2 separate regions of the Homo sapiens genome follow, and region 2 is linked to region 1. The links are chromatin contacts, found by Hi-C or POLR2A ChIA-PET in ENCODE. All regions are on one chromosome and are shown on one strand. The core of a region is the stretch at or near the end of the contact, and the rest is flanking DNA. Distances in the headings are between cores, read along the strand shown. Region 1 overlaps ATP8A1 (ATPase phospholipid transporting 8A1). Region 2 has its middle 14 kb from the start of ATP8A1-DT.

Region 1 (3,445 bases), core at 399-2,898:
ACAGGTTTAGGACAGAGGCATTTACACATAAGCAGCTTTCATTATTCAATATCTATGCAGCATCGGCAGAGGATGGGTGCTTATTCTTTCTGCTCCTCGCTATTTCCAGATTCTTATGAATATTTCTCTATGGGAGAGAAGATGGGGAAACAGCCTATTCACACTGCCAACAGGGAGCTCTCAAATATTAACTGACTGCACTGAAAGCTCTTTGCAAGCATTTTCATTTTGACCTAACCAGCTCTGCTCTGCTGGCTGGTCTCATGGCATTCTTTGGTAGTTCTTACCTGACATGGTTATTGCAGAATTTTGTCAGCTGGGGCTGGTTGATGAAAATAGTCCTTACTTCCTCCTGGTCAGCCAGTGAGGTCTTCTCTGAAACATCATCTGTCTTCTCATAACCTTAAAAAGAGATCTTCTTATTGTACAAGAAATGTTTTATTGTCCAGACCAAAAACAGATTTCATAACTAGTCTAGAATATGAAATCTGTTAAAAGCTACTTGCTTCCCCTTAACTGTTGTTTCTTTTATAATAAAAAGTAACATCCCCATATTTAACATTTCTACTAGATTTAAAGGGCAGCATTTAACAGTCATGTAAAAACTGAGCCATATCAAAAACAAGACATAACATCAACTTTCCATTTCCCCCGTAAGTGTTCAACTTCTTTCCTTCCACTATATAAAAAGATGCCCAGAAGTAAACCTTAATTTTAAACTGGTTTAAATTACAGTTTTAGGTAAAACTAACAAGGTAATTTAAAATATAGTCAAAAATTAAAGCATATGCATTTAATACTTTTCTGGGTTTTTTCCCAGATGAAGACAGAAGAAAAGATAAATAGTAAGGTTTAAATAGAGAACTGCAACAATGATCCAACTCACTATCATCACCTATTTTTTTCTCCAGTTAGAATTCATGTTCACAAACGAACTTTAAATTTCTCAAGAGCACTTCAAGTCATCTCATAATCATTGAAACAACAGGATACATTCAACTGGGTACTTTGTTGCAATGTTGACAAACACTTTAAAAAATACATACAAGTTCTAGAACAGAATATCAACAGATAGTATTTTAAACAGCTTTTTGTGTCTTCTAGTGAAAAATCAAAGGGGTGACAACAGTACTGTATCTCCAAAACCCATTTTTCTTCTCTTTTCTGCCTAGCCAATGCCAACTCCTCCCATAAGACCTGCTGACATGTGGTTTCTTCTGAAGTGTTCTATGATGTTCAAGTTAGGTAAAACGTCTTTGGGTTTCCACAGCCCTCTGAACCTCCCCACTCTTCAGCAAAACACTTACCAGAAGGTTTTGTTGCTGCCTGAGTCAGGTTCCCCCTACCAGAATGGGAACTCCCTAGGGCCATAGAGGGTGTGTTATTCATCTTCTCAACACCAGTGCCAACAAACAGCAGGTACCCAATGTTTGCCGAATACATATACCCAATGAAAAATGAGTGGTTGACTGTTTTTTGGGGGCAAGAAAAGCTGCTCCACCCACTGATGAAAAAACAACTGTTGGCCAAGTGCTGGTAACAACTATGTGAAAAGCTGGCCTGTGGGGTTTGTTATAGTATGAAACCAGAAAATCACTGAGGTGTTCTACAAAGGTGAGAAGCATGAGCACAGGGACTGGGGTGTGAGAAACGGTGTCATGTGTGCAGGGGAGAGCAAACAGGGCAGTGCTGCTGGAGCACAGACAGAAGGCGGACGAGAAACCACGCTGAGGAAGCACGCAGGCCAGGTCCCAGAGGACCCTGCGCTCTGCTTGGCAGCCAACCACTGAAAGCTTTCCAAGTAGGAGGGGCACAGGGTGAGAGGCACATTGTATCCTTATCACCCTGGAGGTCACATGGCTCCGAGTAGATTCTGTCACACCCATTTTGCAGTTTCAGACCCAATCAGCAGCTTTGCTCACAGTGTTTCCCTACACCATGTTCTAAACACATACTTTTCCCTCTAGTTTTGTATAATTGAAATTTCACACATGGGTTATTGAATAGAGGGAGATCAATCTTTAAAAAAAATTGAGTCCTTTATTAGGTCTTCCTTCGTGGTAGCATGAAGACCAGAGTGTGCTGTTCCCCGCCTCTGGATTAGAGAGAGAGCCTCAAAAAAACCAGCTCTTCACTCCACTCTGAGCTGATGTTCTCAGGTTGTGTTGTATTTACTTTATATAATGGACTTTTGAGTGTTGTATCTACTTTATGTAATGGGACTTTTGAGGGCCCCGCCCTTGGATGTCCTTAGCTGAGGAACTGGGTGTTACTCCATCCAGACACACCTACTTACATTGAGGTCTCAAACGCTGCTGGGAGAGCACTGGATATTGCTATCCACTGAAAGCAATTGGATACTGCATCTCCCCCTCAGATATTAACTTGTATTCAAGAATTTCTGTGGGGCAAAGGATTTTCCTTGAACTAAAGGGACTGGAATTAACCCCATCCCTTATGTGGGAATCAGAGTAATTAAAACAATCCTAATGGATTAGTAGGGGCCCAACCTAGGTCAGATAATAAGGGATCTTTAAAGAGAAAACTCACCAAAATGAAGGGGAAAATCTAAACTGTAAACTGTTGCCAGGGGTAGGACCATCGAAGAGACTGGATGGCTCTGAGCACAGGATTTCACAGACAACATAGGCTTTCTTTACCCAGGCATTACAGAAAAGCTTTGGAAAGATATTGTACATGAAGCTGAATGTATGCAGAACGCTTCGCTCTGTTGTGCCCTGACCAGGTGTGATACTGAGGAAGGGAGATCTGCACTGAAAGCAGGGAGTGAGGCTCTCAGCCAGTGGAGCTGGTAGGCACCTCTCCCCTGTCTCCTCAGCAGTGACATGGAGAGCCATCAGGCACCTGAAGCCCACTCCCAGAATGTTTGAAGGCCAGAGATTGCAGGTATCACCTTCTGTTATGTATCCAATTCTGTTTACTCCTAGCAGGTGACAGCAAGCTAGCAGTAAACAGGCACAGCAACCTCAGAGGTTCTCAGAAATATCTCAGTGAACATACTTGACCTCAGAGATCCTCAGGAATATTCTGATGAAGGTACCTGGGAAAAAGACTAGCATTTTTGCTAATTTGGAAGTGAGAGTTTGTAACCATTATAATTAAACTCTTCAATGCAATCATCTTACATTGCAGAAATGGGCAACTTAGGTCTGGACTTAACGTAAGTAACCTGTCAATCCAGACTCTTTCCATGTAAAGAGAAACGGACTCTTCCATTTGATTAATGAACCAACACTTTGAGGAAGGTAGGTAGCAATTTTGATCTCACAGCTCTGGGTTAAAGGTGAAAACACATTTGCTACATTCAAAATTGAAAGTTATTCAATATGCACCAGATAATTCTATTTTATGATTTCATTTTTTTATTTCCTCTGCATATCACCACCTTCATCAGCTATAATAACCACATAAAGAGCTACATGTG
Region 2 (3,604 bases), core at 599-3,098, 44 kb after region 1:
GGTACCTTTCAGGTTAAGGGCTAAGCTTACAGCCTGAATGAGGGTGACAGCAACTGGGTGGAAACAAAGTGCAAAATGGAAAGGTATTAGGAAGGGAGAATAGACAGTAAACACTAAGGTTGGGGATGGATTCCAGGAAGAGGAGACCACGTTGAACAAAGACCCAGAGGAAAGGTGGAGCTTGGCAGCTCCAAATCCTCACTCCATATCTGCCCACTCCCAACATCCCCAGCAGTTATTATGGATGGAGGGTGATGTCCTCTCCTGCTGCATTCCTGTGGGAACACCCAACCTAAAATATTTATCTAGACTAAGGTATAGAAAATCTGTAATTTCAGAGCTTCCTTGGGTCTTTTGGTGGCCAGAATTTGCTAAGCAAGGACAGACAGCTCTGTTTCCTGAAGAGATAGATTTGTCTTACCCACCAATAAGCCTCTCCCTGTGTTTGGAAACTAGAGGATGAATATGAGAGTAGTAGTTGGAATGAACATTCGTAACAAAAAGTGCTGTCTCCTGGCTGGAAAAGGGAGTGTGTGAAGATCATTCAATTTTTATAGAACAATCTCCTCTTCAGTACGAACCTATTTGGTAGTTTCTGAAAAATCATTCCTTGTTCTTTTGCATGTGTGTGTCAAGAAAAGAGATATGCCAGAATGATACAATAATTATTTTCTAACTGAGCAGGAAGGATGGTGAGACATGTCACACCAATGGAAGGACCTCATCTCAGGCAGGTTCTTAATATGCCACCCTCATCCACTCTAGCCCCCTCCCTCTGTTTATTTCATTCTAGTCATAATTACCCAGTCTCTGAGCACTAGCTTATTGAGTTCAGTGTATTGCACTGGTCTCAAGATGGTAAGGGTTTTCTGGAGTGGGAAAGGGGTTGGCAGTGAGAAGCTGTGAGAACATTTGTGGGGAAAAGATGATTGAACAGTAGGACAGGGAAGCAAGTCTAGAGACTGGCATGTGCCCTCAAGGAGAGTCTCTGTGAACAGGGTGAACTATTTTTTGTGGTGACATCATATTTACCCTAAAGTTTTGCATTTCAATTTTAGAATTTTGACATAATTTCAGATTACAGAAAAGTTGCTAGGATCCAACAAAGAACATTTTTACTATACGGTATTTGCTTTATTCTTCTCTCTTTCTTTCTCTCTATTGTTTTTTCGGAACTGTTTGGGAGAAAGTTGCTGGCATGAATCCTGTTACTCCTAAATACTTCAAAGTGTGTTTTCCTAAGGCAAGCACATTCTCTTACATAACCACAACACACTGATTAAAATCAGGAATTTAATATTAAAACAATACTATTATCTCATTTACAGACCTTCTTCAGATTTTATCTTTTGTTCCAATAATGTTCTCTAGATCATGTGTTGCATTCAGTTGTCATGTCCTTTTAATCTCTTTCACTTGGAACAGTCTTCCTTTGAATTTCATGATATTGACTTTTTTGAATAGTACAGGCCATTTGTTTTGTACACTACCCCTCAGTATGGGGTTGTCTGATGTCACCTCGTGGCTTTGGCAGGAAGTCATGTTGCGTTGCTGTCAGTGCATCCTACAGGCACAGGATGTGAATACCCCTTTCCTGTTGATGTTAACTTTGACCACTTGGGTTAAGATGGGACTGACAGGTTTGTCGACTGTAAGGTTACTATTTATCCTTTGGTAATTAGTGTTATCTGGTAGGGAGATTAGTTTTACATTGTTAATCAGTCTTACATTGTAATTTCACTCTGTGTATTTGGAACGAAAATTTTGTTGTTGTTTCTTTTACTTTTTAATTTTTCTTTCCCCTAAAGGTGTCTTACTTGTCTACTTGGTTATTCTCAGTGCTGCTGCAGGTACCTACCCTTACATCTTTGTTGGCCCAAGCCTGCAACCCTGTCTGCACTGGCAACTGCCCATACTAGCAGAGTGTTGATGGCAGAGGGAGGAAGCCACAGCTCCCATTGCTCCCTCATCTCTTCAACCTAGAACACAGCCATAAAAACTACATGAAATGTACTTCACTGAGAGTTTTGGGGGTTACCAAAAGAAATTCTATAAGATGGAAAATAAGAAGATATTCCCTTTAAATTCATGACACTTACAAAAAGTTTGTAAACTATACAAAGGCATAGTTTACCTCATACCTTTGTTACAAAAGACATTGAGGCAATTTGTTCTGTAGACCTTATATATACCTCTTCTGTTATGTGGGAAGCTTAGTTCCTGCATGAGATCAGATAAATAACAAAACCAGTATTATCACACTTGAAAACTAATATTAGTTCTTTCATATTGTTACATATCCAGGAGAAGCTCAAGGTAATTTAACTTTTAGTGATTCTTTGCACACAAGTTGGATATCAAAGCTGGAGAAAATTTTCTCATTGAGAAAAACTCTTATGATTGGTGTAAATGTACAGCAATAGTGAAAGGAAACATTTTACTCTGACCTACAGGAAATCTTATTGTTTCTAGTTTTTCTTTACAGAGTAGACAGTGGAAAAAATTATAGAGTAAAATATAGATATTTCCTTTTGAATGTCTTTTTCCAGACATATTAGCTAAGATGTTCAGGGAGCGTGTGTGAGAAATGAGATGGCATTTTCAGTAAGAGCTAACGAGAGGAGTAAGCACACATTGAAATTTCCATTCTGCCAAAAACCTGGTCCAGTGAATATTTCATCTTAAATAATAAGAGGAAAAGCTAATCTCACATTCTCTCAATTTCATTTTAGATTGTTTTCTGGCATTGGGAAGTATAGAGAGAGTTTTCTTTTTCTTTTTTTCTTATCACAACACTGTATGTCTTAAAAATACTGGCAATTGAGAGTGTTGAAATAGTGAGTGAATTATTTGGATTGGTCACCTTGAAGAAGCTGAAAGAACTTGGCAGGTATTCAAAAACTGGAGATTGAATGAGTTAAGGGTAAAATTGATCTGTCTTGCAGCTTTCTGTCTAAAAAACTGCCTCCTTTTTTGCAGTCTTGGAGTCTAAACTCTCTTGTTTCAAACACTGAGAAGTTTTAAAAGCCCTGACAAATGCCAGTAAAATCTATCAAGCAAGGTCAAGGAAACTACTTCCTCTCATCCAGTCATAGGTATCCAGGCAGTTTGCTCAGGCACCTAGAGTGCCACTCAAAGCAAGGCAGTCTGCCGCGCTTGAGCTCTGTTCTTATTTCCCCATAGTACATTCAACTGCCTGAGCATCTGACTCAGACATAGCAGAGATATTGCTGCTGCCAGAGGGTAATAGTTTGTCCTGTTATCCTGGAATGCCCTTGCACTGAGAAAATGAGAAACTGGGCAACTCAATGAATTTCCCATCCTGTGGATTTCTCACTGGCTCTCCCTGGCTCTATTTCTTCTTCCATTTTAGAGGGAATAGTCATCCTGCTTTTCAGGCTACCACCTTTTCTTTGGAATCAGTTGGATGCATTTAATGCATATGGAAGAGATGCTGAGAGGGCATGTAGTAGAAATAAGAATAAAATATTTCATTTTTTTCTGATTTCTTGGAGAATGAAATGTTCCATGTAAGTGTATTTTTCTAGACAATTGAAATCTATGCCTTAAATGTCAAAACTTGTTTTTAACTTTGAGAAATGAT

What was found. A loop is a pair of places that touch in the nucleus more often than their neighbours do. ChIA-PET counts read pairs that join two places held with the same protein, here RNA polymerase II (POLR2A). Pooled maps may share reads with other maps.
Region 2: a map of CD8-positive, alpha-beta T cell shows a loop between it and region 1 (3-fold over the local background). The contact joins two enhancer-like sites. A Hi-C loop is called at or near these places in 3 of 168 maps with a recorded cell type or tissue (CD4-positive, alpha-beta T cell, CD8-positive, alpha-beta T cell and natural killer cell) and 11 of 50 pooled maps. POLR2A ChIA-PET finds 5 or more read pairs at or near these places in 7 of 52 experiments (OCI-LY7, activated CD4-positive, alpha-beta T cell, activated CD8-positive, alpha-beta T cell and 3 more).

What each region holds. Positions count from the first base shown.
Region 1 is chr4:42,626,708-42,630,152 of GRCh38, forward strand. It overlaps ATP8A1 (ATPase phospholipid transporting 8A1), which reads right to left. Exons shown (of 37, transcript NM_006095.2): 2 at 288-402. Among named protein-coding and RNA genes, the nearest start is that of ATP8A1, 29 kb to the right of the region's middle. RefSeq lists a silencer at 261-310. Within about 2 kb of position 1,649, at least 15 of the 41 ENCODE cell types and tissues checked have a DNase peak (open chromatin) inside an H3K27ac peak, as active enhancers do; they include CD8-positive, alpha-beta T cell and natural killer cell, where a contact is called at or near this core.
Region 2 is chr4:42,670,088-42,673,691 of GRCh38, forward strand. No RefSeq gene overlaps it. Among named protein-coding and RNA genes, the nearest start is that of ATP8A1-DT, 14 kb to the left of the region's middle. Within about 2 kb of position 1,849, at least 2 of the 41 ENCODE cell types and tissues checked have a DNase peak (open chromatin) inside an H3K27ac peak, as active enhancers do; they include CD8-positive, alpha-beta T cell and natural killer cell, where a contact is called at or near this core.